Regions from separate parts of the Homo sapiens genome. Here regions 1, 3, 4, 5, 6 and 7 are each linked to region 2. A link is a loop called in an ENCODE intact Hi-C map of the cell type or tissue named here. Cell type or tissue: PC-3. All regions are shown on one strand. Each heading gives the region's core, and the rest is flanking DNA. Links, peaks and the distances in the headings are about the cores only.

Region 1 (4,507 bases), core at 349-4,348, 310 kb after region 2:
CCCTGGGTCCAATCTAATCCCCATGGTCCTTAAAAATGGAGACTATTTTCCAGCTCTGTTCAGAGAGAGGTGCGATGATGGAAGAAGGGTCGGGGAAATGTGACCTGAAAAGGACTCAACATGTCCTTGCTGGCATTGAAAATAGAGAGAAGGGACCAAGAGTCAAGAAATGTAGGCAGCTTCTAGAAGCTGCAAAAGAGAAAGAAATAGATTCTCCCCTAGAGCCTTTGGAAAGCAACATAGTCCAACTGATACTTTGATGTAAGTGAGCCTTATTTTGAACATTTGATCTTCAAAATTATGATAATTTTTTTTTTTTTTTTTTGACAGAGTCTCTCTCTGTTGCTCAGGCTGGGATGCAGTGGTGCAATCTCGGCTCACTGCAACCTCCGCCTCCCAGATTCAAGTGATTCTCCTGCCTCAGCCTCCCAAGTAGCTGGGATTATAGGTGCCTGCCACCATGGCTGGCCTTTTTCTTTTCTTTTTTTTTTTGTATTTTTGGTAGAGACAGAGTTTCACCATGTTGGCCAGGCTGGTCTTGAACTCCTGAGCTCAGGTAATCCACCCACTTCAGCCTCCCAAAATGCTGAGATTACAGGTATGAGCCACTGCACCCGGCCAGTCACTAAATTTTTGGTAATTTATTACAGCAGCAATAGAAAAATAAAACACAGCTCAATTGAAATACTTTTGGAATGAATGAATGAATGAAAGGTGTAGTGTAGTGATGGTCAAGCTATTCCAAATGAGGAAAGTGAATTGCCTCTGCCAGAATTATTGGCCCGCACCCTTTATTTTAAGCAGAGCAGCTCAGCTTTTTTTGTTGTTTTATTTGTTCATGCCTCTGAGTAAGATTCTGTTTAAACAAAGGTTTCCAAGGGCAAGAAGAAATTAAAAAAAAAAAACGCTTTTGGAAACCATGGGCAGAACATGGATCCAGAAAACCTCTCAGTCCCTTCCCATGTGACTTCAAACAAGTCAGCTAATCTCCCTGAGTATCCATTTATCAGCCTATAAAATGATAGTAAAAATAATTTTTGCCTTACCCATCTCATGAACTAGTAGTAAGAATCAAATGAGAAACTATTCAAACTATGGGTGTTATGCAATTATTTGTTGTGTGGTTTATGGGCTTTGCATCGGCTAGGAAACCAGAAGACAAGTACTTCAAAAATGTTTGAGTAAAACTTTCTGAGAAAAGACTTTATAGAGTAGATCTCCCATATACAAAGAGTATGACCTTTAGCACATGAATATTTTGACACTGACTTTGAGTTCACACACCTTTTTCATTTATTTCTTAGTTCTGAACTGTGTTTAGAGTAGCTTCAGTTAACAGACAACTGACTTCCAATTAAATGACATGTTCCAATATATCAACAAAATATTTATCTTTGTTTTCTCTTCCTCTTCTTCCAATTTCTGGAAACTCTGAGGGAATAGGGTGCCTAAATATGTGGGTGTGCACACACGCTCACACACACCCTAATGGAGATACACTGAAGCAAAATGTCCCTGTGTTTGTGACTTCTGCTCTAAAATGTATCTTTTCAGTTTGGGTAATCATCTATTTTTTTTTTCTGTTAACATTCTCTGCAGCTGTATATGACATTTTTCTTTGGCTACTTTGTTTTATCATTGTACAACTTTTCTCTCTAGGTCAAGCTCATTGTGTGATAACCCCTCATTTCTGGATAGTCTTTCATTGTATAGACACATATCGTCCTGGGTAGTTCTCGATTTTTGTTTTCAGAAACATGCATCAAAAGTGTCCCCCGTTTATTCCCCCACAACACACAAAATTCCAATAATCCTTTCATTGCTAAATGTTGCCTTCAAATCATTTACATGATTAGGAAAAAAAATAATGAGAAATCTGTGTGCACTGTTACAACCAAGGCATGCAGTAGAAACAGTTCTGGTAGAGGGAAGTAATACTGACTAAAATTTATGTTAACATCAGTGACAGATGTGGCTGGTCCTTTTCTGGGAGCAGACAGTAGCAGACAGTACTAGAAAAGTACTTTAAAGAAGTCTGGGGTGGGAGGGATTTACAAGAAGATGAGGTTGAAGACCTCAAAGGCAAAGGTCTTGCTTAATTTTCATTTTTGTTGAGAACAAACATCAGCAGACTCCAGTGGACTATTCACTCAATAACCAATCCCTCCTGAACACAGAGCTTTCCTTACAGTAAAAGGCCACATGCCAGGAAAAGGAGCTACAAACACCCAAAACAAACCATGGACTTAATCTGAACGTGTGTTGCAACACATAAGTCACACTGCAGATTCCTTTCCTTCAGTAGAAATTAAAATGCATGCAGCCTAAGAATATCAGGGGGACATATGCTGTTCAAGAAACCAGAAGATACCAATCCTCTAAACTTGGAAAAACAAAAAAATAAAATACAGAAAAAAAGCCTTTTTTTCTCTATGAATATGAGAAGTGATTTTAAAATATGCATTGTCAGGGTCCATATTACAGACGTCACAAAGTCAAAAAGAGAGTTAAGTGTTTGTGTAGCTCATTTTCTTTATGCACAGACCTACGAAATGGTATTAGAGCTGCCCTGAACAAAACAGCAGCTGCTGCCAAAAACAACATTCATCTTCTCTTTAATCCTGCATACCAGCTATTGAAGCAGGCAGTTCCCTTGTAGCCCAAATGTATTTTGGAAGAGAGCCAACTGGCTCAACTACCCAAAGACAGGAAAGCAAGTTACCAAGATACAGGTATGGTAATTGGTCCTGAGTTCAGGTCTTCTTAACTCATATGAACCATATCTTCCAAAAATAATCTATGTAAACCAACAACAGGATCCTCATTTGGTGAATAACCATTCAGTTCTATATGACTTCTTTTTTCAGATCTTTTTAATTGCTTAAAAATTTACCATTAAACATTATAAGGAAAATACCTAATCATCTTACACAGACTAAAATTCTTCTCTAAGCACTGTTAAGTAATCTTAAAGGGACAACTGAAACATTTAGTAGATTTGTTAGTTTTTGAAACTTAACTACTATCAATAAAACAGATGTTACCAGAGTAACTAATTGAAACTCAGACCAACTTGGAGTCCAAATTGGTGGGTGCCAAAATCTTGTAAAGATACTCTTCTAACTTCCCTTTTGTGAAGAAGTAAGCTAAAAATGTTTTAAAATATGGGTGATCATTAAAATATGTAATGAATATGCTCTTATAACAAAAAAAAACTAGAAAGAAGTTGCTTAATATGAAAAGGCAGACAATGTAATATAATAAGGGAATTTAATGTAACGGGAATTTAAAGATTTCAAGGTATTCAATGCATGAGAAAAATTTGGGGAAATTCACCCTTTAATAATCAGTCCTCGTTCTACATGTAAATACTACTTAAAGTGGAAATAACTCAAAATATATTGACTTCTAAGGGGCTGTGCATAGGACAAGCAGTTTGCAGATATTATTTCCTGTAATCCTCCCATCAACCAGGTAGATATTATTACCCTACTCTGCAGGTGAGCAAAACACAATTCGGGAGAGATTAGGTAACTTCCTTATGGCCACTTTGCTAGGAAATTGCTGGATTGGATATAAACCAAAACCTACACTATCTATGCTGGAAAGAAAAATACTAGGCCAGTTAGATAATAAAACTGACTTCATTTATATTTAATGAACTACTAAATTTTATTTTAAAGGGTCATGTTACAGAAGGCATATAGGTCTCTTTAACTCAATCAGTTTCAAATTGAAATTACATGTCAAGTTATTACCAGGTTGAATAAATGAGTCGAGCAGGTAAATCAAGTTACACTTAGCTATAGCTTAAACAAAAATTTACATAGCTAGAGGGAGGGGAGAAACCCAAAAAATAAAGCGATAAGTTGTTTCTTCTTATAAAAACAAAATTGGGTGCTTTCAGACTTCTAGTAACATTATCCCAGGGGCCACTTCTTCATTTAACAGACATGTATGGAGTATCTAATAAATACATAAGATAAAGACAGAAAGACTATGATCACTGGCCTCAGGAAGCTCAAGCTACTAGAGAACACAGCACAGTGGTGGGAGTCAGAGAGAAAAGGCCCAGCCCCTCCCTCAACTGCCCCCTGCCCCAAGTACAGCTAAACCTGACTTGGGGAGGGGGGCATTTGGGGGACAGGGGCATTTGAGGGAGGGGCTGATAGTTTCTGGGGGGAGAAGCTTCTCCAAAGGTGATCGGGGGCAGCCAACTCAAAGTTAGTGAGGGAGAAGACCCCTGAGAGAGGAAGTAGCAGGTGCCCACAGAAGTGTGGAAACAAGGCATGTTCTTAGAATTCTGTGATTTTTTTACTCCATTGGAAAATAAGTTTCAAAGAATAAGCAAAAAAAAAAAAAAAGGCAAGGCTAGAGAGATATGCAGAGGCCCTCCTTGCTAATTGATTTAGATTTCATTTTAAAAGCACTGGGGAGACCTGGAATGATTTTAAGCAAGGGAGTGTCAAGATCTGATTTATTGTTAAAAGGTTTATCAGGCATCAGA
Region 2 (4,507 bases), core at 142-4,141:
GCTCTAGAACCTGAGGTTAAATGAAGTACACTGATAAATAATTACGGGATGCCCTTCGGATATGGTCATAGACAAGAATTGTGTAAACTCAACAGATTGAATTGTCAAAGCAGGTGCACATAAATTATAGATCTTACCTGGTATCAAATTTTATTAATTATTTAAAGGCTACTCACAAACAGCAGGTATAAGCAAAGTCCATAGATTTCAGATTTGCCTACAATAAGAAAAATAGACCAGAAATATCCTACTTTGTAGATAGGAAATCCCTGTGTACAAGGAGATCTGGTGGAAGTCATTCTTTTCCCCTGTTATCTCCACTAGGGAAGAAGTGGTCCACTAAACTGCCATTAACCATTTCCTTCTCAACAATAGAAGTCCTTAGAGAGCAGAACTATATTTCACTCCTAGGTCAAGGAGCCCTTTCTTTCCCTGTCATGCAAGACATTATATGAATTATGTATCAGCAACCACTTTAATGTTGTTTACCTTCCCAAAACAGCAGCTTAAAAGTGTGTATTGAATGTTTTGGGATTTATTAAACACAGTATATAGCATTAGTTCTCTAGGTGAAGAGGAGTTAGAGATGGATCTGACTGAGAGGACTGTACCTCGAATAGCCCTTTTGAACCCAGAACTCTGTGTGGTCAATGAATGAGATTTTTATTTCTCATTATTTCTTTGGGAAAGCGAAGGAGGATGTGTTTTCTGTGGGATGTGACATAAGTTTATTATGTAGACAGATATTTTTGAGGGTTTATGAATGGGAAGATGAAGTAGCCAAATGATTGGACATTTCTTTGGTTGTTTGTGTATTGTTCAACATCAATTCACCCTAATTCCAGTACTGCCATTGTGGATTGATTCAGGGATGCTCTATTGATAGAAACATATAATCCATGGTGATAGAAATAAATATATTCCATCCCCTTGGCTAGTCATTTATAGCCAAGTTCAGGAATTTGAGTGTGACACAATCAATATTAGTAAGGTGTTAGGACAGGCCAGAAAAAGCATCTTGCTCTTTTCCCATTAGATTTGATTAGAGATGATCTAAGTCTGAATTAGAGCAGCCTTCTCCAAATAAAAAAGACACAGAATCTGATAGTAGAGGAACATGATAGATGAACAGAAAAATATCGGTCCAATTGTCTTTGGAATTGGGTATCCTCTCAAATGAAATTGAATAAAATCTACTAGTACATAATTCTTAAAAATTTAAATATATTTTCAGTGGTTTGTAATCCAATAAAAACTTCTTTCAAAGCATCATATTTTTCTGGAGTCCATCTGAGATTAATTAAAGACAGATTAGAATGATAAGATTGCATAATGGGAGGAAATACCAGGGCTGTTATTTTGTATTCTTTTTTTCTTTTTTTTTGAGATGGAGCCTCACTCCATCACCCAGGCTGGAGTGCAGTGGCACAATCTTGGCTCACTGGAACCTCCACCTCCTGGGTTCAAGCAAGTCTCCTGCCTCAGCCTCCAGAGTAGCTGGAATTACAGGTGTAAGCCACCACACCTGGCTAATTTGTGTATTTTTAGTAGAGACAGGGTTTCATCATGTTGGTCAGGCTGGTCTTGAACTCCTGACCTCAAGTGATCCTTCCGCCTTGACCTCCCAAAGTGCTGGGATTACAAGCATGAGCCACTGCTCCCGGCCCTAGATTTTGTATTCTGTTTTGAATATATACAAAAAGTAATGTGCTTTAAAAAGTCTACCTGATTAATGTGCTTCAAAAGGTCTACATGATTCTTCTCCTGGCTGACCTCCTACCTCTCCCCTCCTCATCCATTTCGCTCCAGCTCAATCAGCCTCCTTGCTGAACTCCCACCTCAGGGGAACTTTGCCCCTCCCAGCCTTTCTTCCTCAATGCTGTTCTCTCAGGTATCCACATGAGTTCCTAAACTCATTTAGATTTCTTTTCAAACAAAATCAAACATCAACTGCAATTTAAAAATTTAAGGAAATCATAAGGGTAAAATGCTGAAAAGGTAACAATTACCTATAGGTAAGAACATGATGCTAGATGGATAACCAGGTTTTCTTTAAAAAAAAAAAAAACTTACTAAAAATGAAAAAGGAAATAGATTAATGGTCGTAAAGGCCATGTCTTCAAGTCCAATATATATGGTTCTGCCTTCCCAGAATTGATGTACTTAGTGTTGGCACATAGTGTGGCAATTGTGGTGGGTTGTGGAGATTTTGGAGAGTGGAATAAAGGATTGTAATTCTGCAAAATGTATTTTAAAAGTAATTCTCCCCTCTGTATGGTGCTTTTTTCTTTTTAGGGTGTTTACTCTTCATCATTATTTCTTTGTTCTTATCTTTCTTCCAAGATAGTTTACATACGTGATCGCATCTAAACACTCCTGAGGTCTTTGAAAGTCTTGAACAGCCAAGTATGAGCAAGGTATAGTTCAGAGGACAGGGTCATTATTTTAAAGCATAGCTGGCATGATGAGGCATAGAAGTATAAGCCTGAGTTTCCACACAGAGGCCAGTGGGAAAAGAGCCCAAAGGAGCCCTCATGCCTATAAGCAGAAAAAGGCAAAGAAGGCCTTGAGACTTTTAGTGTAGTCTGGGTCAAAGATGTACTGGAGTCAGAGATAACTTGACAATGACTCAGCGAAAAGAAATCCAGACTTCTTTACTGTGGCTTGGCAAGTTGGCCAAATTAAATATTTGGTGAAATAGAGAAATTGATTTAATAAAACCACAGTTGTTAAATGAAAAAACATTAAGCCACTTATATGTAGAGTTTATTGCATTTTCCAGTCTCAGAAGATCTGGAACGTGAAGATGACTATGTTGTTGCTAACACTAAGAACTGTGCCACTCCATATTCCCTTGAATTCTTACAATAAACTTCCATCACTGAAGGTACATTGGAAGTTTTACATCCATGTTTGTGTATGTGCACTTACATGTCATCATGAATAGCCTGACTAGGACACATACTGAAAATTTATTAGTAATAAACAGTTTGTAAGGGACCACAGATCTTTATATGTTTCAGAAACCTAGGTGACAGAATTGTAAGAATTGTATCTTTTAATCTATGATAACTATATTCATTATTCAGAAAGTTGTTTGCTAAATATATTTTAATTAAGAAAATATTTATTTAAATAATAATAATTACTATTCACTGACCAACAGTATTCGAGGAGCTCTAAGTATATTTTCTCATTGGATCCTCACATCTAAAGAGATATAATTTTAATTTCCTTTTTCGAAATGACAAAATTGATGTTTAGAGAGTTAAAGGAAAAGTTTTAAGAATACAACTCATGGCAAATTCAGGATTTGAAGTTAGATGTAACTGACTCTGAAGTCTGTTCATTCCACTAGCCTGCTCTCTCTCATTATATGTTGTCAGTTTATTGGTGAACCCTCATTATCTTTAAAGAAATACTTATTTGCATAATAATAACAGCTATCATATACTGAGCACCAACTACAAGGTATTGTGTTAGGCTAAGTTCTTGTCATACTGCCTTCACAGCATAGAAATAGGTATGTAAATGAATAAATGCAATAATATCTGAAAGAATACGTTTATTTAAACAGTTGATCCCATAGGAAAAGTAGATTTAAGGAATACATTTCATAGTCACTTTCACATGCTCATTGGGTGGAATGACAAATGAAATGGCAGAGATTATTTACATTATTTCTCTTTCTCTCTTTAAGCATACAAATTAATTGAAGTAACTATAATGTGACTAGAATGGAATGCCAATGTGCTGCACACATGCACAAAAGTATTTATCTTTTTTGCACTGAAAAGAGTCACTTTTTAGTGCAATGTCCACAGTGTTCTTTTATAACGGGGTGGTAACAGCCCTTTAAACTTCTTATTTAATCCTCAGAATATCCCTATATGTAAGTAGTTCTATTAGTTCTATTTTACAGGTGAAGAGGTTAACACATGCCCAAAATGTGCACCTGCATAATAAACCCTCTTTATAAAAGTAGCAAGCTAGATGTCAGTAAATAAATTCATGAGTCATTTCAGTATCTTCCCCAGTTGTTATGAGTTCCTCTAGTACTATGATTGTGGTAGGCTAAATAATGGCTCCCAAAAGATGTCCACATACTAATTCCTGGAATTTGTGAATATGTTACCTTATATCAGGAGTCCCCAACCTCCAGGGAACCTGTTTAGGAACCAGGCAGCACAGCAGGAGGTGAGCAGTGGGCAAGTGAGTGAAGCTTCATCTGTATTTATAGCTGCTCCCCATTGCTTGCATTACTGCCTGAGCTCCACCTTCTGTCAGGTCAGCAGAGGCATTAGATTCTCATAGGAGCACAAAACGCTATTGTGACCCATGCATGCAAGGGATCTAGGTTGCATGATCCTTATGAGACTATAACGCCTGATGATCTGTCACGGTGTCTCATCACCCCCAGATGGGACTGTCTAGTAGTAGAAAACAAGCTCAGGACTCCCACTGTATCTACATTATGGTGAGTTATATAATTATTTCATTACATATT
Region 3 (4,507 bases), core at 251-4,250, 73 kb before region 2:
TTGTGGTTTTGTTTTGTTGAAAAACCTATTAGCATATTTCATTATCATCTTATTTTTACCACACGCACATAAGTTAGATGTGTAAAATTTTTATTTATTTAATTTGTATTCCTCCTAACTGAAGTTTTATGCCTTTTGACCAACCTCTCCCCAACCTTCTCCCTCCAACCCTGGTGACCACCATGTACTGTACTTCTGTGAGTTCAACTTTTACAAATTCTACATACAAGTGAGATCATGCGTTGTTTGTCTTTCTGTGGCTGGCTTATTTCTCTTAACATGGTGTCCTCCGGGTTTATCCATGTCAGAAATGACAGGATTTCCTTCTGTTTTAAGGCTAAATAGTATTCTAAAGTGTATATGTACCACATTTTTTTCATCCAGTAATCTGTTGATGGATACTTAGGTTGTTCCCATATCTTGGCTATTGTAAATTGAATAATGCTGCAATGAACAGGGGAGGTCAGATCTCTCTTCAACATACTGACTTCATTTCCTTTGGATCTATACCCAGTAGTGAGGATGCTGGGTCACATGGTAGTTCTATTTTTAATTTTTTGAGAAGCCTTCCTACTGTTTGCTTAATGGCAATGCTAATTTACATCCCACCAACAGTGTGCAAGTGTTTCCTTTACGTTCTTGCCAACATTTGTTATCTTTTGACTTTTTGATAATAGCCATTCTTACAGGTGTGCGATGACATCTCATTGTGGTTTTAATTTTCACTTCCTTAATGATAGTGATGTTGAACATTTATATACTTGATGGCCATTGGCATGTTGTCTTCTGAGGAATATCTATTTAGCTACTTTGCCCATTTTTTAAATTGGGTTGTTTTCTTATGATTGTTTGAGTGTGTTATTTTAGATAGAATTTCAAAAAGTACTTCCACTATTTAACTGGATGAACCTTTATTGTTTAATTTTTGCTTAAAGATGTGAATATTTACATTTATTAAAGTTTTTATATTTTACTATGCAAGCATATTCTTTACAGAAAACCAGTGAGATATAGCTAATTATGCTTCTCAAATTTAAAATGCTGTAATGGTTTAGATTTTAATTTCAAGGAGTAATCACTCCCAAACACACCTAGAAATCTTGTTTTCAAAGTTCATAGATATCCTCTAATTTTAACTTTTAGAATTCAAGATTTCCATTTCACCTTGCTTACGTACATCCTGATGTTTGTTAATGTCTAAGTTGCCTTCTTTATGTTTAAATTAATATTCTTCACAGTATTATTAAAAATAGTTTAGCAGTACACTATCCAGGTTAAATGATAAAATATTTGGATTCAAGTATCAGATGCCCATATATTTCTTAATTTATTATAAATTATTTTAAATTTATTATAAATTATTAAATCTTCTTTTTTTTTTTGTAGGCGCTTTGTTTAATGGCATTACCATTTATTCCTGCATCGAACCTTTTTTTTCCAGTTGGATTTGTTGTTGCCGAGCGAGTATTATATGTTCCCAGCATGGGGTTCTGTATTTTGGTAGCCCATGGATGGCAGAAAATATCAACAAAAAGGTGAATTTAAATGTCAGTTCATGTAATGCTTACTATGGAATTAAGTGTGACACATTTTAAAATTTAAATATTTAGTTCAGTTTTCTAAGTCATGCTTTTGTATCTTTTGGTTTTTCATCTCCATAGTCTCCTCATTTGTCTTGTAAGTCAAGTTAGGAAAGCTCCATGGCACCTACTTATTCTGTGTTCTTCCCTATATTTATGTAATTTGATTTTACAGCCTGAGACAGAACAAACTTTGAGTCAGATCCAAATGAAAACAAGGATGTTACTGAGAATAAAGTCTCAAATGACCATTGCCACTTCCATATTCAGTGAACTAAGATAATAGTCATCCTACTTAAGTGAGTCATATTGAGTTAATATATATAAAATGCATATAGTAAGCAATCTGTAATTTCTTGCTATCATCACTATCTTCATTATAATCTTTGTATCCTAGTTGCCTCAAACTAACAGTTAAGGAACAGCATAGTCACACTGTATATATGCTTAGGAACTATAATTGTTATAGGTATTATCTCATTGTATACTTATGCTGTGGCACTAAAATTATCAAATCAAGCAAATTGTTAAAGGTCAAGTAATACTAATGTAATAATATTGAGTTTGCAACTTGAAAAAGAAATAGTCACTTCTTTCACTTTCCTATTTTCCAGTCATCCCTCACCCCACAGAATTCTGACTTCTCTCCACTTCACCCTTAAGCATATAACAAAGTGCCTCCTAGTAGCTAAACTAAGTCAACTCTTTTAATTTAAAGTTTATTTCCCTAGTGTCTGTAAAAAGTATTTGTCCTGATTAATTCTTCTGGCTGCACCTGCTCTTTGAATATTTACATTTTTCAAAGTCTTATGGCCACTTTTTTCACACCGCATGTGTTCCACAGATAATCTCATCCCTGTCTGCAATATTTAACTGCCATCTACCAAACCTGTTCTCTTAGCTTTTACCCATATATCCATTTATAATCACTACCCATTTTTGAATGCCTGCCATGTACCAAGGGCCATGATAGACACTTTAGATTTCTTTTCTCATTTAATCTTGACACTTCTTAAGTCTGCTTTGCAGATGTGAACATTGAAGCCATATAGGTTATCCAAGATCACACAGCTAGTAAATAACAGTCTTGTTTCAGATTCACATCTGACTGCTTCCAATGACCATGTTCTTTCACATCCATACTTGTGTGTTCTAGTTAAGTGGATCTATCAAAATGAAATAAATTAAACCATGTTACAGGAACAAAAACACAGACTCAGAGACTATTAATACTAAACAAGATCATAAAGATTATAGGTGAAGAATTGAGCCCTCAAATAATTAACCTAAAGTTGTATAAGTAATTTGCCTCTGTTTAATGAAGAGTCACTTTTACTATGCCTGTTAATAGACAATTCTAGCTTTACAATAGAGAAATAAACCAAAAATATCATGATAGTCTTGGTATAAATTGTAAGTAAAACATTTTCAAATGTGATCAGTGATAAGGTTGACCCCTTTCTAAACTCAATTAAGAATACTCAGTTGTAGAAAATGGCACAAAGGACTGTAAGTGTAAAAAGTCACGTTTAAAAATTGGTTTTTTCCATTTTTTATCATTTATTTTAAACAGAGCTTTTGAAATATAGCCAATATTAGCATATATAATGTAATTGACTGGAAGGTCATATTCACAGTATTTAATTTTTTTGGTGTTGTATCCTCTAAAGTTGGGTGTTCATTAGAATGAATTAGAATAAATTAACATATGATATTTTAGGAGCATTTAAGATACTTCTTACCTCTGTTCTAAAAGGTAAAATGCTTTTGGTGATGAAGACAATTTTTTTTGTTTTGCTTTTTTTCTCTTAAACAGTGTATTTAAAAAGCTATCCTGGATTTGTCTGTCTATGGTGATACTCACTCATTCCTTAAAAACATTCCACAGAAATTGGGATTGGGAGTCTGAATATACATTGTTTATGTCAGCCTTGAAGGTAAAGTGTTGTTCAGAATGACAGGAAAGTATGTCATCAGTGATTTCTTGGAACAATTTCTAAGCTGTTTTAACTTTGTTTTTAATTAGACATTTAACAGTCAATATTAAGTACTTTACTAAAAGATTAATGAAAATAATTTGTTGTTTAACATAATGCCATAACCAAATGCTCTGAATAATACTTAGCTATATGTCCAAAGCATATATGATAATTCCCTAAATGCTATACAGTTATTGGAAGCTCAAATGACACAATGTTTAAATCAGAATACTATATTTCATTGGTTCTAAAGGTGCTTATATTTTTCCTTTTTTATATCTCTGAAATCAAATAAGTCTTACAGTGAAAAGCATCTTAAATTAGTGGCCTTTTTTCTCTCTTAATGGTACTTAAAATAATGATGTTATAATCGATGGCATCAATTCAGTAAAATAAAATGTACAGCGAAAAAAAAAAGGCACCCAATGATGTGGAAGATAACCAGTGGTTACAATACTATCAGAAAGATAAGAATTGGCAGAAAGAAAGGATCAAGATTTCTATAGAATGGACATTATAAATCGGAAAAAGGTCTTTTAAAAAACAAAAATTTGTTTTCTTTAAAGGTTATCCGCAAAGATTTTTTCAAGCTCTCCCTTACCAGTACCCCTCTTCAGATATCTGAATTTTTACTTCCTTTGGACTGTTTCTTAACTCTTCATTACTTAGCTTTATTGGATTGCTGCTTCATTCCAGTGGTCTGTGTGATTTCTTGGTTCCCCATCTCCCTAAGATCAGATGAGTCTCTTCTTATACAACTCAGTAGCTCTACTCTCTCTCCCAACTCAGAAGTCTGCCAACAAGTGAGACCTCATTACCATGCTTATTAATCCATACTCCTAGGATACCAGTGGAGCCCCATAATTTTCCAGAATTTTGCTTATACTCACTCCCAGGACAGTGGTTGGAACCTATAGCCACAACGACTGCAATTAGTTCCTTGGCTAG
Region 4 (4,507 bases), core at 312-4,311, 93 kb before region 2:
ATATTCCCTTCTACTTTCTGAGTACATCCTTTCACCTAGAATATATGTTCCATTGTAGCCACAGTGACATTTCAGGTACTCGAAGGGTTTCTAGAGTCCTTTTCTACTTTCTAGTACAAATCATGTCAGTTCAGTACAGTGCCTTAAAAATAGCTTTATATGCCTGAGATGAAATTTGAAGGATGTAAAGGAATTAGGCAAGCAGGAAAGAACATTCTAAGTAGATAGTACATTATGGAGTATATAGTCAGTACAGAGATACTAAAATGTTCCTAATTTCAAGATGAGAAAGATTTATTCTTTGTGTTTCCTAATGTTCCCTACTAAGGATGAACAGGCTTAAGTCTACTTGTGTGCCAGAAAGTTACAGCAAAATATGATAGGAAGTAGAAGAGCAAAGAAGCTGAATATGGATGCGTATATTAGTCTGTTTTGCGTTAGTATAAAGGAATACCTGGTAATTTATAAGGAAAATATGTTTATTTGGCATATGGATCTGCACACTGTACAAGCATGGCAACAGCGTCTTCTTGGCTTCTGGTGAGGCCTTGAAAGTTTTACTACCTGTAGAAGGTGAAGGGGGAGCAGGTGTATCACATGGTGAGAGGGGGAGCAAGAGGGAGGAGAGGAGGTTCCAGGCTCTTTTAAGCAACCAGCTTTCACATGAACTCATTACAGTGGGGAAGACACCAAACCATTCATAAAGGACCCAACCCCAATGACCCAAACATCTCCCACCAGGCCCAACCTTCAACATTTCAACCTCCTCATATTTCAGCATGAGATTTGGAGGGGACAAACATCCAAACTATGTCAATGCCCTTTGTATAAAACTACAAAAAATAACTTTATTAATATTTTATATATATTCGAACTGTGTGTTTTATTCTTAAATCTGGTTTGGTTTTGTGTTAGGGAAAGAAGTATTTCTGATTAAATGTAACTTATAATTTAAAAAGAGATTCAGTACTTTACATGAAATTTTATTTATTACCAAAGGAGAATACCACAAGAATGGTGTCTATTTGCATATTCTAAGAAAGTTTTTACTCTTGTATTACTCTCTGTAATTTGGGAATTCCTAGTTTAATATATTCAGATTTACACATTATGGAGATGTTTTTCATAAAACAGCTAGACAGTACCTTTTTGAGTCATCACTATTTTAATTGAACTGGTAAGCATTCTGTTCTTACATTTCCTTTTGAAGATCTAGCCAGTAGTTACATGAACTTTTGTATTGCTGATAGATATGGAGGCAGGCTTTGGAGAGAATCCTGTGCTCTAACTTGACCAATGCCGGCATTGTCTTTTTTTAAAATTGTTATATTGAAGAGGAATTAATTGTCAAATGTCCTTTTACTGTTAGTTCTCTGACCACTGTATATCCAGGAGGAAATTAACCTTGTTTGTGGCCTAAGGAAATAGAAAAACACAGATTATAAAACTGTATTTTATTTTTGTGTTACTCTTACGACATTTCATATTTTATTGTTATTTCTCAGTAAAATGTAGATATTAATATCTTTAATGGTAAATGCAGTGATGAGCTTTTGTACCCTGTTGGACCAAGGTACTTTAATAATCACTGATCGTTTTTTCCTTGTAGGAGAGAAGCCACAAGTCTTACCGTCCCTTAACAGTATTGACATTTCGCTTAAATTATTTGTTAAGTGAACTAAAACCAATGTCATATCATCTCCTGAATATGATTTTTCATGCTGTGGTTAGTGTGATATTTCTCAAAGTATGCAAACTTTTTCTGGACAACAAGAGTAGTGTGATTGCTTCTTTACTTTTTGCAGTGCACCCAATACACACAGAAGCAGTAAGTAAAACTATGAACTGACTTTTTTTCTTTTTCCTTTTTTACAAATCCTGCACAGTGATTATAATGGTATATATTTTTAAGAAAAAAAAAAATTAACCCTGACTTTAATCCAAATATTTGAAGACTCTTAAATTCGTACAGTTAATTCTTAACTTCCTAGTATGCAAAGTATAACTTCCTACTGTGTAAAATTTTTAAATTTAACATTTTTGAAACATAAACATTTTTCATTCAATAATATAAAATCTGTTTAGAAATATATACATGAATACAGTTCTTCGGTCACTTTTTTTAATGAACAAGATTTCTAAGGACTATTTAAAGTTTATTGTCTTTTTAAACTTTATTTTTCAGATTTATTATGAGATGTAACTTTTTGAATTTATGGTGCCTTTGTATATTAAGAACATTCGTATTTTAAGAAAATATGTAAGAAGTACTTAAGTTCTAGATATTCTACCATATTTACGTGGTTACCATTGGAGAAAGCTGGATAAAGAGTACGCAAGATCTCTCTTTACTAGTTTTGAAACTTCCTATAAGTCTTATTATTATTTCAAAATAAATTTAAAAAAGTATAAACTGTTAAGAGTCACTAATAAATGTCTATTTATGTAAGATTCACAAATTCACCACCTGAGGGCACCCAAAGAATGTTTAAGAAACAAATGTGCACTTGAAAAGTTACGGAAATTAAAGTATTTTTACCATTATATATAGTAATTTTTCAAGATATTCTTTATTAATATGAACCCCCTTCATTTTTCCTTTCTAGGTAACAGGAGTTGTTGGAAGAGCAGAACTTTTGTCATCTATCTTTTTTCTAGCAGCTTTTTTGTCATATACCAGATCAAAAGGACCAGACAATTCCATAAGTACATGTCTCACATTTGATTTTTTTTTAATAGTGCTAAAACTTGATTAAGGAATTTTTATTTACTCCAAGTGCTTCTTATAACACATTATATACCACATTTGGGATTTATCTTTATGTATTGTTTTACTTTAGCATATGTGAAAATATGAAATATGTAACATTGCTAGTATTTAGGAAGTTTGTGTATAATTTATATTTTTATCTTGAGCTAATAGATTTTATATGATCTAATTTTAAAAACCAAATAACCTTAGAATAGAAGAGTTTTAGAGTTAGTCCTAGTTCCATCTTCTGTTATCTATTAATGATATAGATTCCAGTATTTCAGTTGTCTTTGGATAAATAACACCTGGTAGACTGTCATATTGTTTAGGTAAGGTTAAAAGCCTCCTAGAATATAACTTTTATTGTGTGTTGATCATAGCTATTTATTGAGCTCCTACCTTGTGACCTACCCTGGAAAGTGCTTCGAATACATTAGCTCATTACTCTTAATGATTCCTGGCATTATCAGAAAACAAGTTCTAGGCAATAAAAATGATTTTTTTCAAGTGTGGGCACAGTGGGCACAAACCTTTAAGTTCTTGGGGAAGGGGCAGATTTTCTCACTGTAGTTCCAAGGTACTCATGACAAGAAGACTAGTTTTATGTGTGGAAACTGAGGTTCAAGAAACACATGATTTAGCCAAACATCTTAAGAGTGTTCTGGATTTGTAATAGTAGGTTTGCCTTTGCTGCTCTGCATAATGCCTTCTTAAAACAATTTGAGTGGCAGCATAGCATAGTACTTAAAAGCATGGACTAAAGAGTCTGGTTTCAAATTCTAGCTCCACTGTTTATTTACTAGTTCCATTCACCGTAACACATCAGGCAAATTAACCTCTCTGTGCTTAACATTTCTTTATCTGTTAAATGTGCATAATAATAGTCCCCTACCTGTGCAGTGCATCATGTAGTAGGAGGTACTTTTGTAACTAATATGGAATTGCAGACCAGTATCCTCTTTAAGTACCATCCTCACCAAAGCCTGAATGGTAAAGTTAGAAAATACTGTGGCCTACAGGATTATAATCAGGCTCTCAATTACCTGTCTAATCATATCTTCTGCCATTCTTGCCCTAGCTGTCTTCACTATAGCTAGATAGACCTTCTTGCTGTTCCCAAACAGGCAGAGCACCCACCTTTATACCTGCATTTCCCATTATTGAATTTTCTTCCCTTAGATCTTTATGTAGTAGTCTCATTTATACACTATTCTATATTATCAGGCCTCAGCTTAAGTATTTCTGTCTTAGAAAAGCCTTCCCTGTTCTAACTGAAATAGCTTTTCACCATATTATATCTTTTGTTCCAAATACTTGTACTTGGTGCTTTTTAATGATTTCTTATTCTTTACAATTCTAATATCTTGCTGTATTTCCTTAAGAATTACTTATTTGGGCTGGGTGCAGTGGTTCACGTCTGTAATCCCAGCACTTTGGGAGGCTGAGGTGGGCGGATCACATTGTCAGGAGTTTGAGACCAGCCTGGGCCATTGTGGTGAAATCCTGTCTCTACTAACAATACAAAAATTAGCCAGGCGTAGTGGCAGGCACCTGCAGTCCCACCTACCCGGAAGAATGAGGCAGGAGAATCGCTTGAACCTGGGAGGCGGAGGTAGCAGTGAGTCGAGATCACGCCACCGCACTCCAGCCTGGGAGACAGAATCCATCTCAAAACAAAAAAAAAGAATTATTTGAAATTCTTGGTCTGTCTCTTTAAGTAATTCTGATTTAGTAGTATATGTTATTATGTTTGTT
Region 5 (4,507 bases), core at 254-4,253, 150 kb after region 2:
TATTGGGTACAACAATATTATGTTTTTGTTGTTGTTGTTGTTGTTGTTGTTGTTTGTTTGTTTTGAAACAGAGTCTCGCTCTGTTGCCCAGGCTGGAGTGCAGTGGCACAATTTCAGCTCACCACAACCTCCACCTCTCCTGCCTCAGCCTCTCGAGTAACTGGGACTACAGGTGTGTGCCACCACCCCCAGCTAATTTTTATATAAATATTTTATATAGATAATAGATAGCTAATTTTTATATAGATAATTTTTAGTAGAGATGGGTTTTTGCCATGTTTGCCAGGCTAGTCTCGAACTCTTGGCATCAGGTGATCTGCCTGCCTCAGCCTCCCAAAGTGCTGGGATTACAGGCGTGAGCCACCGCGCCCAGCCACTATTATGTATTATATCCATGCAACGAACATGAACATGTATTCCCCGAATCTACAAAAATTAAAAATATATATATTTGAAGAAATATTTGAAAAATAATTTAAGATAATAGAAGTAAGAAACAGTAATTTTATTATGTGTCACATAACAATGTAAAGACATTTAAAATCTAGTTCACATGGGATAACCAATAGAGAAAATACTTTTTTTCTAGTAAAATACATACGCATACACTTACACAGAACTAGTCTACTTTTGCTGAGTATATATTCTATCCCAGATACTGCACCTGAGGTTTTGTATAAGTATGGTAATAAGAAGCTCAACTTTTGGTATCACAAAGGCATGGGTTCAATAATCCCATATGGTCAACTAATAATGGTGATACCTTGACTAGTTTTTTAAAATGTCCTTGAATGTTATTTGCCTTGTGTAAGTTTGGGATAGTAAAAGCTACTTAATGGGGTTGTTGAGAGATTTAAATGTGTATGTGTAGCCCTTGATGCAGTGCCTGTCACATAGTTCATAATAATAGCCTTTATCATCATCATCATGTTTGGCTATTCTATCTCTGGATCTGCTTTAATTTTCATTTCATCTCCCATGCATCTTCATGTCACTCCTATATGATACAAATTATTATCCCAATTTAGATGAGGGAATTGAGGTTCAAGGTAATTCAGCTAAAAATTGGCCAGGGAGGAAGTTGAACCCATGTATGTCTAGCTATGGTGCTCCTACTCATTTTACAGTACTATACATATGTAATGTAATTTTTCCTGGTATAGAGAATTGACTTATTTTTTTTCCAGAGCAACTTTAACACACCTTTGATGACACAAATTCCTGATTTACTGAGTCATTCGAACAAAACAATAATTTTACGTGCCAATGGACTAGAGATGTGTGTGACAAGGTTTCAACTTGAATGATGACTAACCAAAAAACAAAATTCAAAAAATATCTACTAGTACTTCATTAAGAAACAAGCTACTAACATGCATATATATATATATATATAAATGAATATACTCCCATATCTGTGGCATTAATTCCATATTAAAGTATATATATTTTAGCCTTAATAATAAACAATATAAACCCAAGCAACAACTACTATGTAAAATTACAAAAGTGAGAAGAAAGATGTATTACTCTAAATTATTTACTTTCCTGTAATCCTTTTTGAGGTTCTACTTCTTAATCTTCTGTGCAATCTTAAATTTCCCACAATAATTTCATCTGTAGTATAAGGATGTTGTGCTTTGTTGAAAAATAAAGAACCTTATATAACTGTGGCATCATTTATATAACTGGAGTTGCTGGAGCTTGCTTCTAATACAGGACAAAGCCTCAAGAAAGTCTTTCGAAATGTGCAACAGATGGTATTAAGTTGGTGCAGTTTTTGCGGTTAAACTAATGGCAAAACCACAATGCCTTTTGCACCTAATATTCTTAATAAAGAAATAAAGAAATAAAGCTATGCGTATAATACCTTCTTGCCAGGGATGAGTTAGAATGATCACACTTCTCCTGAGCAATATAGGTTAAGTTCTACAAGATAGTATTTAATGTCACTTAAAATTGTAACCACAAGTTACTGCATGCATAATCTTGTCAACAGTCCAAAAGTTACTAACCTTTTCTAAGGGAATACATATGTTTTCATACATATGTTCATCCTGTATAATTTGTAATATCAGTGGATGGATAAGAAATAAAAAATACTTATGTTTATTTCATGTCTGGAGAATCTGTGTTAACATCTGAATTTTACTGGTACGTTGGTTTAATAAAAATTTCAATGTATGACATTTTTTCTGTGCTAAGGCAAACTTTTTCAAACAATATTGACAACATAGGCATATGTAGACAAAACAAAAAGAGTCTTCTGCTAAGCAATACCAAAATCTACCCTTGCAATGCAACTGGTAAACATACAGCAAAAATGACTTCCTTTCAGCCCTCTCGAAGATATTCTTAATTACACGTTTAAGCTCTCTGCAACTTCACCATTTCATTTCTTGCCTAGACCTCAAAAATCATCAAAGAGTAAGTGATGTTTTGCAAATCGAACATAGAAAATGAAAGCATGTTACATAAAATCAAACTGCCTTGCAGCGAACTGTTTTGGAAAGGTAAACTTCCTATCTTTCATATTAAAATACTTAACCAGTCTCTGACTTGCTGTGAAAATGCATGCTTGGCAAAAATGTCTGAGACAGGCTTCTGAGATTTATGAGATGACTCATACCTTCTACATATATATAAAAACATTGATCTTGTTATTACACTTTGATGCACTTTGCACACAGCTGAGAGACAGTGTTGTTTAATTTGTTAGAATACAGAATCTGTAGCTAACTTGATGAAGCTCAACTCCCCCACTACCTACTTGTGTGAACTTGAACAAATTTCTTGCCATCTCTAAATCTTAATTTCTCTTAGCATTTTTTTGTTTAATGGAGAAAAATTATAATATGATTTATCTCCTAAGGCTATTATAAAGAATACAAGATTATTTATTGAATCTTAACAAAGTGTCCAACTGTAAGTGCTCAGTAAATGTTTGTTGAAAGGAATAAAAGGAGAGAATTGGAGAGAAGGAAGGGAGAAAAAGGAAATTGGGGCTTCAGCTTTCTAAGTTTAAGCATAACCAGAGTTTATAAGAGGTTGGAGAAAGGATTGTTTATAAGGGGTGGAATCCTAAGAAACAGTAGGCAAACACAAAATGACTATCTAAATATTTCATACTCTCATAAAAATTACACAGCTCCTGTAAAGTATTTTACTTCTCCTTCACTTATGAAGCTTAGTTTGGCTGGATATGAAATTCTGTGTTGAAAATTCTTTCCTTTAAGAATGTTGAATATTAGCCCCCACTCTCTTCTGGCTTGTAGAGTTTCTGCTGAGAGATCAGCTGTTAGTCTGATGGGCTTCCCTTTGTGGGTAACCCAGCCTTTCTCTCTGGCTGCCCTTAACATTTTTTCCCTCATTTCAACTTTGGTGAATCTGACAATTATGTGTCTTGGAGTTGCTCTTCTCGAGGAGTATCTTTGTGGTATTCTCTGTATTTCCTGAAATTCAATGTTGGCCTGCCTTTCTAGATTGGGAAAGTTCTCCTGGATAATATCCTGCAGAGTGTTATCCAACTTGGTTCCATTCTCCCTGTCACTTTCAGGTACACCAATCAGATGTAGATTTGGTCTTTTCACATAGTCCCATATTTCTTGGAGGCTTTGCTTGTTTCTTTTTATTCTTTTTTCTCTAAACTTCTCTTCTCGCTTCATTTCATTCATTTGATTTTCCATCACTGATACCCTTTCTTCCTGATCAAATCGGCTACTGAGTCTTGTGCATTCATCACGTAGCAAATGCTGAGAGATTTTGTCACCACCAGGCCTGCCCTAAAAGAGCTCCTGGAGGAAGCACTAAACATAGAAAGGAACAACCGGTACCAGCCACTTCAAAAACATGCCAAATTGTAAAGACCATCAGGCTAGGAAGAAAATGCATCAACTAATGAGCAAAATAACCAGCTAACATCATAATGACAGGATCAAATTCACACATAACAATATTAACCTTAAATGTAAATGGGCAAAATGCTCCAATTAAAAGACACAGACTGGCAAATTGGATAAAGAGTCAAGACCCATCAGTGTGCTGTGTTCAGGAAACCCATTTCACATGCAAAGACACACATAGGCTCAAAATAAAGGGATGGAGGAAGATCTACCACGCAAATGGAAAACAAAAAAAGGCAGGGGTTGCAATCCTAGTCTCTGATAAAACAGACTTTAAACCAACAAAGATCAAAAGAGACAAAGAAGGCCATTACACAATGGTAAAGGGATCAATTTCACAGGAAGAGTTAACTATCCTAAATATATATGCACCCAATACAGGAGCACCCAGATTCATAAAGCAAGTCCTTAGAGACCTACAAAGAGACTTAGACTCCCACACAATAATAATGGGAGACTTTAACACCCCACTGTCAACATTAGACAGATCAATGAGACAGAAAGTTAAAAAGGATATCCAGGAATTGAACTCAGCTCTGCACCAAGTGGACCTAATAGACATCTACAGAACTCTCCACCCCAAATCAACAGAATATACATTTTTT
Region 6 (4,507 bases), core at 305-4,304, 61 kb before region 2:
CTCCCCTTCTAATGCTGCTACCTAAGACAGGGTCCCATAGCTATAGTGTATCCCTTGTCTTTCTTCCAATTTATTGGAGGAGGGGCCTCAGGCAAAACCTCTGTTTCCCCTTTGGTATTTTTGCCCTTTACTGGTGGGGCTGAGGGAGAAGGAGGAGGCGGTAAGGTAGGTGACGGTTTCTCCTCCCTTCCCTTTTTAGGTTATTCTGTGTAGTGCGGGACCAAAGCAGCCCTAACTAAGGGCCATAACATTAGAGATGCTACTGGGACCTGATATCCTTGGGCATGATGTTAAGATTTCTCCACACTTGTTCTCAGAGCCCTATGTCTAGCATACCTTCTTCTGGGAACCATGGGTTATGGGAAACAGCAGTTTGCATTATGTCCCTTAATTGAGCCTGCGAAACTGGGGCTCCACTAGCTTTAAGCAGCTGTTTCAGTACTTTTATATACTGTTTCTGTTGAGCTGACAACCACTGTCCCATGATGAAACCCTAGCCTGAACAATTCCCTCGAACTTGGAAATCCCAAGCGGGCACCAATGACTTACTGTGCAGTCTCTTAACCTTCGTTTTTGAGGGTTCCATCGCAATCCATTGCAGCCTTCCTCACACGGGGCACCACCTGCCGAGTCTGTCCCACAGACTCTGGCCGAGTGATGGATGAAAGAAGTACACTGACACAGGAATTTTGCGTGACAGCGTGGCTAGGGGACCGCATGGCTCAGCACCACCAACAAGAGAGTGCAGCAGCCACCAAGAGAGTGCAGCCCCCCTAAGCCAGCCCTGCTAGCATTTATTTAGTTCAGATTTAATGATAAAGGCTTGGAGCAAACACAATTTGTGGGTAATGAACATTGTCGACCCCCCAAGTAGAGAGCAGTCCTGTGCATGAATAATCAAAGGTTGATTTCTAGAGAAAGGAGTAAACAAATTTATCTAGATAAATTCCTTTACATTCCCTTATCTACTCTTTTCTCTCAGACTCCTGATAAGAGAATCTGGCGGCCTTCAGCCATAATTCCCTTCGGAAGCTTTTGCAAAGCCTCCTGGCCTTCCAAGAAGGTTTGCATCTTTCCCTATAACTTTTTCTTACAACTTTTCCCACCACCCTGACCAAACTCCTACAGGAGGTGGCAAAAAAGTGATGTATAATGCAGGGAAGAAGGCTGAAAGAGAATGGATAGCAAATGGCTCTGTAGGTATATTTGTTCATTGGGCACGTATTTGAGAATTTACCATGTGTCAAGACACTGTTTTAAGTGCTGGGGAATCCAGAAGAAATAAAACAAATTTCCTCCCTTCGTGGAGTTTCCATTCTAAATAAAGGCATAAACATAAGTAAACAAATACACACCACATGTAAATATATATATATATACACACACACAAAATATATATATACACACACACATATGCATGCACATGTGTATTTATATGAAAGTGATAAAAGCTATAAAAAGGGCATAGAGATTAGAAATTTTCAGAGAAAGTCTCTTCGAGATGATAATAAACAGAGCAACCTTCGCACATATACTCTGGTGTAATTTTAAGTATCACTGGCTATGCAGAAAACAGTGAAGAAAAGCAGGAAGATCATTTAGAAGGCTTTTGCAGTAACCCAAAGACATGATTGAGTTGTAATTTTTTAATAGCAATCTTGAAGTACATGTGACATACAATAGACTATACATGTTTAAAATACATAATTTGATAAGTTTCGGCATATGTATATTATCTGTGAGACCATAATTACAATTAAGATACTGAAAATATCCATCAACCCCTCAAATTCCTTGGATCCTTTTCTGATACCTCCCTCTTACCCCTTTTCACCCCAGCCTTCTCTAAGCAAAAGCTTTCTATCACTACAGATAATGTGCTTTTTCTAAAATTGTGTATGAATGGAATTATACTCTATGGACTCTCTCTTTTTTTTTTTTCTTGGCTTTTTTACTCTGCACAGTTATTTTGATACTCATTCATGTTGTTGTATGAATCAAAAACCCATACCTTGGTATGGCTGAGTAGTATTCCTTCACGTAGATATACCACAGTTTGTTTATCCATTTACCTGTTGATGGATGTTTGGATTGTTCACAGTTTGGAGCTGTTACAAACATGGCTGTTACGAACATTCATATACCAGTCTTTATGGATATATGTTTTCATTTCTCTTAGGTAAAAACCTGAGAGAAAAATGGCATGGTCATATGATTTCTGTATGTTTAACTTTTTAAAGGCTGCTAAATTATGTTCCAAAAAATGTATTTCCCACCAGCAGTATAGGAGAGCTCTCCTGCCTTTCTTAATTCTTCATTTGCTGAGAATTTTTAACACAAGTAAATGTTGGATTCTGTCAAATGCTTTTGTGCACCATTTGAGATGATGATAAGGTTTTTATTTTTTTTGTCTGTTAATACAGTGGATATCATCAATTGATTTCATAATGTTAAAACAACCTTGCCTTCAGTAATACACAATTTGATTGTGACTTATTATCTTTATTATATTTTATTTGTTAAAATGCTATTAGTAATTTTTACATCTATATTTATGAAGGATAGAGAGTTCCTAGGAGATTCCAGATATTTATAAATTTATTTTTTTAAATAAATTGATAATTTTGTGGACAGGAAATACTGAAACTCTACATAATTGCCTAAGCCATCAATGTGAGAATACTTCACTGTTGGGCAGCTAATATTTCACTGTTGGGCAGCTGTGTATTAGTCATACACAGTTGCCTGAAAACTTCCCAGCCACATCACATTTGCATCCCTAGGCAGGATGACTGAGATCATATGTGAACCAGTGTCTAATAACTACTGTCATTTCAAATAAATGGTGACTGTAAACCTGTGTACACAGGTGTTTGTTACTATTAAAAACACATGCAAACATTCATGCAGGTAAGTTGATAACCTTTAGCAGTGAGGTAAGTTCCCTTCTAAACAAAGTTCCTTTGTTTTCCTAGTGAAAATATGATATTAGAGATGTGAGGAGAGATAAGAAATGAAAGAGACTCAACTAGGATTCTGGAAAAATTAACTGATTATAGAAACCTAGTATTGACAAACTGAGACTACATTTGAGATTTGTGAGGTCCTCATTTACCATTGAATTAAAAGCTAGATTGTTAACTCATGCTGCTGTTGTTTTGGATAGGTACTGGTAAGAGTGGGCTTGTTCTTTGAAGTTCCTTTAGTTTCTTTAGTCATTTAAATGTCATTGATTTTTTACATCTTGCCTTCTTTTCTTACCTTTTGTTAATACTTAAATTTATCTTAAAAGTGATACTATTTTACCCTCTAGAATCTTAAAACTTTGTAAATTATAAAGAATTGCTTAGAAATTAGGTCTTTCATTTTATTAGCTGTATTGAGTGGCCTTTTTGATGCTAAACAATATCTAATTGCATCTCTGCTCTTTGAAAACATAGGGCTGCTATACTCTAGTGTCTGAAGTCTACATTAATGACAATATCTCCTGGCCTTAATTCTAAGAGCATGATTTCAATGGATAGTAATTCACCTCATTTTTTATCTAAGTATATAACCTCTTTCTTTTCTAACATTGGTTGGGGATAATTTCAATAACATTTTAAATACTCAGCTGGCATAATTACAGTTTTATTTTAACAAATTTTCAGTTTATTCTTAAATTCTTAGTGTATAATTTTTTCAGGTTCTATGTACCTTAGCTTTTCCTAAATAACATTCTGAGCTCTATAAACATATGGTATGGATTTATCTGGTAAAAAAAAAAAAAAAGATATAAAAGCAAAGACTACCCCATATTTTTAATTGACAATAATAGTACATATTCATGGGATATATAGTGATGTTTTGATACATATAATGCAAGCAAATACCCTGATCTAATCACTATACTGCATATTTTATATGCAATTGGATAATACAATGATTTTCAGCCCTGATTCTACATCAGAATTGCCTTTGACACTTTTTATGAACATATTTTTGCAGATTTCATTTCTGAACATTATGTTTTGATGGACCTAGGTGGGGCTGAAGTATCTGACTTTTTTTTAAACTACACAGGTATTCTGATTTGCAGCCAGAATTAAGAATGGCTAGCTTAAACGTTTTTTTTGCTTGACCCCTCCTGGCTCCATGAGACTCAGCAATACATCTAAAAAGAAAAAAATCTACTTCCTTACTCCTAAACTTATCTATAATCAAACCTGGACCGCATCTGCCAGTTTTTGTGCAGTGCACACAATTGCCAGCCTAAAACATTATATAGCAAGTTCTTAGGACTGTTACTCAGGGAATGCCCAAGATATATATGCTTGGCCCCTATGTGTCCTAGGAGTTGCAGGCAAAGAATTATTGCACAATTGCAAAATAATTGGTATCACAAGGCAAGTAGTAATCATAATGAACCTTTTCATGTATTTTAGTTCGTGTTGAGTATAAACTGTCTGATTTAAGATCTTCTACCTTCCTTCTATCATTATTCCAAACCTTTGAAATATTTACTGGC
Region 7 (4,507 bases), core at 196-4,195, 330 kb after region 2:
AAATAAAATTTAGCAATTTTAATTGGTTTGGCCCAGACTTTCAGATTTCCATATGGTTATTTTCCTTGTTTTATGTTAAATGTAATCAACTTAGCACTTGGGTTTTAAAGTCTTGGCAGAATGTATCAATTAAAAGCTACATAAATTGGAATTATTCAAAGCATACATTCCAAATTGAGTGATCTTAAGGACAAGACTAAAAAAATGCTCTTTTCATAAGTATGTTAATTTTCTTCTACAAAGTAAACTTGCATCATCACCCACATGACAAACTTCATACAGACATAAAAGAGATATTTTCTTTGGAGTAGTGAAAATTAGCATTCTATTTGCTTATTCTCTGAGAGTTAGTATGCCTAAAATGGCCTTTTTTACATTGTTTGCAAGATCAATCTTTCTTATCTCAGTATTTCTGAAATTGACAGGAGTTATGACACTTCTCACAAACCATCCCCAAACTAAAATGTAAGCACAACATTGATAAATGTAACACCAGGCACATTAAGCTAATGGCACTTTTAACCAAATCTTAATCAGTGTTGCAAAATATGGTGCCTTGATTGTTATCCAATATGGTGTATCAGAATATTATGTTTAAAAAATAGTTACACATTGAAAGAGATGTTTTTTCTAAGCCCAAGCCACAAACACCTCTAGAAAACTGTAAAACCACACAATCTGAATAAAATAAAATCAAACAGAAATCTGAAAAATTCAAAAGACATTCATTTCTGTAGAACTGTGCTTAAATTTATTGCCTGTGTCATTATATTGGAAATACTGAAGTGTACCAACATGCTAAATGAATGAATCATTCATCAAACCCCAAGTGGTTGTTGATGGAATTTTCACACTTACTTAGCTTGACGGAAAGGCCAGAATACCTGGAGTCCCCATGATTCTTGGAGAGCTGTGTAATTCAAATCAAACCCCATTTTAAAATATTACTATAAATTTTTTTTATATGTGGGGTAGTAGGAGAGTACAGAACAAGTTGCTTTATAATAGAACCATGGTATTGATGCCATGTTTATAAATGACTATTTAAACTACTAAATATTAATAGATATTCTTCCCTGGTGAGGATAACATTAGAATCAGAACAATCGATCCTATTTCTTAATGTCCAATTTACATAGGCTACCTTCCATCCATGCAGCATTGCACAGAAAATGTCTTTGTAATTTTTGGATTAGAAAATTTAACAATATGAAAGATCTAATCCCCTCCTCCATTTCTGCAGATTATTTTATTGATTTTGGGCTATTTCCAGTGTCCCCTTTTTCAGTGACTGTGGAATCGCTAGAAGTATTCTTAAAAAAAACCTTGAAGGTCATTAGATCCTAGGCAATGAATGCCTTCATTCAACAAGGGTACTGCCCTCCTTTGCCTACAAGCCGTTTAACATCAGCAAGTTCCCCCAAAGGGCCTGCACTTTAACTTGTGTGATGTGTGACCGAACAGGTCACATATCTAAAATACTTAGCTTTCTCAAATTTCTCTGGTCGGCAGCACTGAGTCACTAATGCCACAGTCACAATGTTTCAGACTAGATTGACCTCTTTCTAGTTTTCAATGGAATTATTCCATGTAATCCGATTTACACAGCCATTTAATCAAAGCGAGAAAGGAGATTACAGAGCTCACATTTGTTTTGCAAAGCAAGGGTGCAAGGATAATCAATCCTACTGCCTCTCAAAGTGACTTGATAGTACATCCCCTGGCTTTGGAGTGTTGGACATTAACCTTATCTGTCTCCTGTGTTCTTGTTTAAATAGGAAGGTTTAGGCTCTTTTCCTGAACTAGAAGGTAGCAGCTTCTTCCCCCAGATCTCACCACCATCCATGGGAGCAGATGCTACTATAAGAAGGAATAGGTCTCTACCCTTCTTATAATTTCGCAGAAAGCTTGTCTAAATCAAGAGATTACAATAAAACTTTTCTTTTGTTGCAAGAATCTTTAACATTTGCATTTCGACAGCACGCTGTGGTGATTCCAGGTGCGGTGCTCAATGCCTTGCCTGAAAGCTAACCTGCTTGTAAGAGAGGGGAGAGGCACATCGCGTCTTTTCTCTTAGAGAGTGCTCTAGAGACTATGCAAGCCTCTTTTAGCCAGGCAATGTCCCTTTCCCCTGCCTTTTACCACACCGGTACAAGGGGCTAGAGTCTTGCAACTTTTTGCAGGCCTAGATATCTGTTTAAAATATGATGCTAAGCAGGTCATTTGATAAAGCATTTTGAGCACATTGATGCCTTCATTCTACACCAACGATGTGTACAAACACCCCGGTTTCCTTTTTCCCCACCACTTCCACCCCTTCCACACATTTCAGGAACTGCAATCTCCAACAGAACCTCTGGGGGGTGAAAGGGCAACCCTTAGCCAACCGCGGCAGATAACACATAACAATTTCTAAGGGGGAAAGTGAGAGGAGGTAACAATCAACAATGGTGAAGAGAACTGTGGATAGGGGCACCGTGGCGGCCCTTTCTAAACGAAGAACCAGGTATTTTCTTCAAGGGAAAAAAAAATCTAATTGTCCCCCCAGGCAGCGCTTTACCCACAGTGCTTTATGTATAATGCAGAATTTAGCAGCACTGGGAATTATCTCAATCACTATCATTCAGAGGTGCCTATTTTATAAAAAGCCTTTATCCCTTTTGAAATGGAAAAAGGTGCGTGCATTGTGGAGGTACTAGAGCTCTTTAGAGCCCACACAGAGCTGCAAACTAGGCAGACACCGCCGAGAGCCAAGTTTCCCGGGCAGGCGGGCAGGTTCCCGCCCCGCCGAGAGCTGCCGCTTAGGAGTTCCGCGTTGGCTTCGCTCCCGCGGCTGCACCCGCGTTCGCGCCGCTCCTGGTGCCCGGCGCCCACCTCGGGGCTACACAAATAAATCTGAGTGAGAGAGCTAGTGAGGGTGGCGCGTGGGGTGCTGTTTCATAATCTCCTGGAATCCACGGGAAAACCGTCTCCTATGCAAAGACATGCCTTCCCGTGATAACTTAACATTCCATGGCCCAAAAGCCAATCTTTCCACCAGACGGGAATTACGGTTTCCGACTGACAGCTCAAAACTTAACTGCTGAGGCTCCAAACTTGACACTGGCTCCCTCTCAGCACTCCCACTCCTTTTCTCCCTGGCTCACCCGGCTCGGCTCGGGATCACACACCACGCCGGCCTCCCCCGCATCCTCTTGTCTCACCCGGCAGGCACAGCCCTGCACGCCCCAGCTGCAAGTCCCAGGGAGCGCCGGCTTCCCCGGGGCACCGGGCGCGATTTTTCCTGGAGAGCCTGGGAGCTCCCGGGCGCGCCCTACTCACTTGTGTCTTCTTCATAAGGAAAGGCAGCGCTGCGATCCAGCACAAACAGTGGTGTGGCGACTCCGTTTAGCTGTTCTGGAGCTCCAGCATATTGCACGAACAGCGGCGGCAGATAGTCCACGCATTGGGTAGCCCGAGCGCAGCGCCCTCTCCACTGTCCCTGCTTCCCGCAGCGCTTCTAGTCTCGGCGCGAGGCGGCGAGCGAAGCCCGGCTGCTGAGCCGCCGGCGCTTTTATACAGTTCCCGCCCGCCTGCTCCGGACACGCCTCCTTCCCTTCCGGAGCCCGGGGTAGGCGAGAAGCAGGCAAGGGCGCGGAGGGAAGAATCGGGAGGGCGGCCAGAGCACGGTAAATGCCCCAGAAGTTTGGCAGATTAGGCCAACCTTGTCCGCTCGCCTGGGGGCCCCGGACCTGCACTGGCGGGAGACCGCGAAGGCGCGGGGACGCAGAGGGCGAAGCTTGGTACCCTGCAGCTACTGCTCGCGAGGAGTCCCAGCTTACCCTCCCGGATCCGCTGGGGCTCACCTGGCACCCCCGGGGACAGACGAAATACCTCGCGCGCCAGAGAGGGCTCGGAGCTCCCTCTGTTATACAAAGTCGGAGAGGGAGAGGAGTCCGGGAGGTTCGGAGCAAAGAATTCACCCTGCCTGCCTTAGAGAAATAAAGTTTAATTGCGATCTGTAGTTAGGCCATTGTCCTATCACCTCTATTTTTTAAAAAAAACAATTACTTTAGTGAATGAATATTTAATAATTACAAGAATTGTTGACTCAAGGTTAAGTATTGCAAGGGGAGACGCTTCATTTGGAATGGTTTGTTACTGTGTCTTTAGAAATTAAGATTGAAAGAGAAGCGATAGATTATTAAACTACAGGTCGCCAACACAGCAAGGCTTTGAAAGTTGTACTTTTTTGAACGGAAAGATAATGCAACCACAATAATAATAGCTAACATCATTATGTGATGCACTTATTCATGTGCCAGGTGCCAGACTAAGAACTTCGCATAGATTATCTCATTAAATTCTTTCATCAAATCTATTAGTGTAGATCTTATTATTTTATTCCCATTTTATGGACGATGAAATACAAGGTTAATTTTCTTGACCAACCATATCTAGTAAATGGCAGAGCTCTAATTTAAACCTGGAGCTCCAGCTGTACAGTCTTAAAAAATACTTCAAATAT

What was found. Hi-C counts contacts between places; a loop is a spot of excess contacts. Peaks named below come from ENCODE experiments on the same cell type or tissue, not always from the same donor. Only the 100,000 strongest peaks of a DNase experiment are listed, where the experiment ranks them.
Region 1: a loop joins it to region 2, with 5 times the contacts of the local background. A loop is called at or near these places in 3 of 110 quality-filtered maps.
Region 3: it touches region 2 in a loop (5-fold over the local background); 2 of 110 quality-filtered maps call a loop at or near these places.
Region 4: a loop joins it to region 2, with 2.4 times the contacts of the local background. A loop is called at or near these places in 2 of 110 quality-filtered maps.
Region 5: a loop joins it to region 2, with 6 times the contacts of the local background. A loop is called at or near these places in 2 of 110 quality-filtered maps.
Region 6: it touches region 2 in a loop (5-fold over the local background); 2 of 110 quality-filtered maps call a loop at or near these places.
Region 7: it touches region 2 in a loop (3-fold over the local background); 3 of 110 quality-filtered maps call a loop at or near these places.

The regions. Positions count from the first base shown.
Region 1 is chr12:88,551,870-88,556,376 of GRCh38, forward strand. The region is part of intron 1 of KITLG (KIT ligand); the gene reads right to left. Among named protein-coding and RNA genes, the nearest start is that of KITLG, 26 kb to the right of the region's middle. In PC-3, for the core only: no CTCF peak of the experiment used is centred there; DNase peaks (open chromatin) are centred at 1,022 and 2,672; H3K4me3 peaks cover 412 bases; H3K27ac peaks cover 2,763 bases.
Region 2 is chr12:88,244,773-88,249,279 of GRCh38, forward strand. No RefSeq gene overlaps it. Among named protein-coding and RNA genes, the nearest start is that of TMTC3, 100 kb to the left of the region's middle. RefSeq lists a silencer at 3,967-4,167. In PC-3, for the core only: no CTCF peak of the experiment used is centred there; a DNase peak (open chromatin) is centred at 2,569; H3K27ac peaks cover 1,236 bases.
Region 3 is chr12:88,171,211-88,175,717 of GRCh38, forward strand. TMTC3 (transmembrane O-mannosyltransferase targeting cadherins 3) reads left to right here. Exons shown (of 14, transcript NM_181783.4): 8 at 1,387-1,535; 9 at 3,397-3,517. Among named protein-coding and RNA genes, the nearest start is that of TMTC3, 31 kb to the left of the region's middle. In PC-3, for the core only: no CTCF peak of the experiment used is centred there; a DNase peak (open chromatin) is centred at 1,811; H3K27ac peaks cover 2,319 bases.
Region 4 is chr12:88,151,682-88,156,188 of GRCh38, forward strand. TMTC3 (transmembrane O-mannosyltransferase targeting cadherins 3) reads left to right here. Exons shown (of 14, transcript NM_181783.4): 3 at 1,610-1,828; 4 at 2,607-2,706. Among named protein-coding and RNA genes, the nearest start is that of TMTC3, 12 kb to the left of the region's middle. In PC-3, for the core only: CTCF peaks have their summits at 2,484 (motif pointing right) and 2,686; a DNase peak (open chromatin) is centred at 2,470.
Region 5 is chr12:88,398,765-88,403,271 of GRCh38, forward strand. All of the region lies in intron 1 of LOC124902978 (a long non-coding RNA gene), which reads right to left. Among named protein-coding and RNA genes, the nearest start is that of KITLG, 180 kb to the right of the region's middle. In PC-3, for the core only: no CTCF peak of the experiment used is centred there; DNase peaks (open chromatin) are centred at 1,247 and 2,597; H3K4me3 peaks cover 685 bases; H3K27ac peaks cover 1,235 bases.
Region 6 is chr12:88,183,412-88,187,918 of GRCh38, forward strand. The region is part of intron 10 of TMTC3 (transmembrane O-mannosyltransferase targeting cadherins 3); the gene reads left to right. Among named protein-coding and RNA genes, the nearest start is that of TMTC3, 43 kb to the left of the region's middle. In PC-3, for the core only: no CTCF peak of the experiment used is centred there; a DNase peak (open chromatin) is centred at 2,790; H3K27ac peaks cover 2,365 bases.
Region 7 is chr12:88,576,943-88,581,449 of GRCh38, forward strand. It overlaps KITLG (KIT ligand), which reads right to left and starts at 3,529. Exons shown (of 10, transcript NM_000899.5): 1 at 3,322-3,529. The coding sequence starts at 3,336. LOC105369885 (a long non-coding RNA gene) reads left to right here and starts at 3,594. Exons shown (of 4, transcript NR_188177.1): 1 at 3,594-3,668. In PC-3, for the core only: CTCF peaks have their summits at 1,515, 2,367, 2,575 and 3,460; DNase peaks (open chromatin) are centred at 1,519 and 3,539; H3K4me3 peaks cover 3,766 bases; H3K27ac peaks cover 1,826 bases.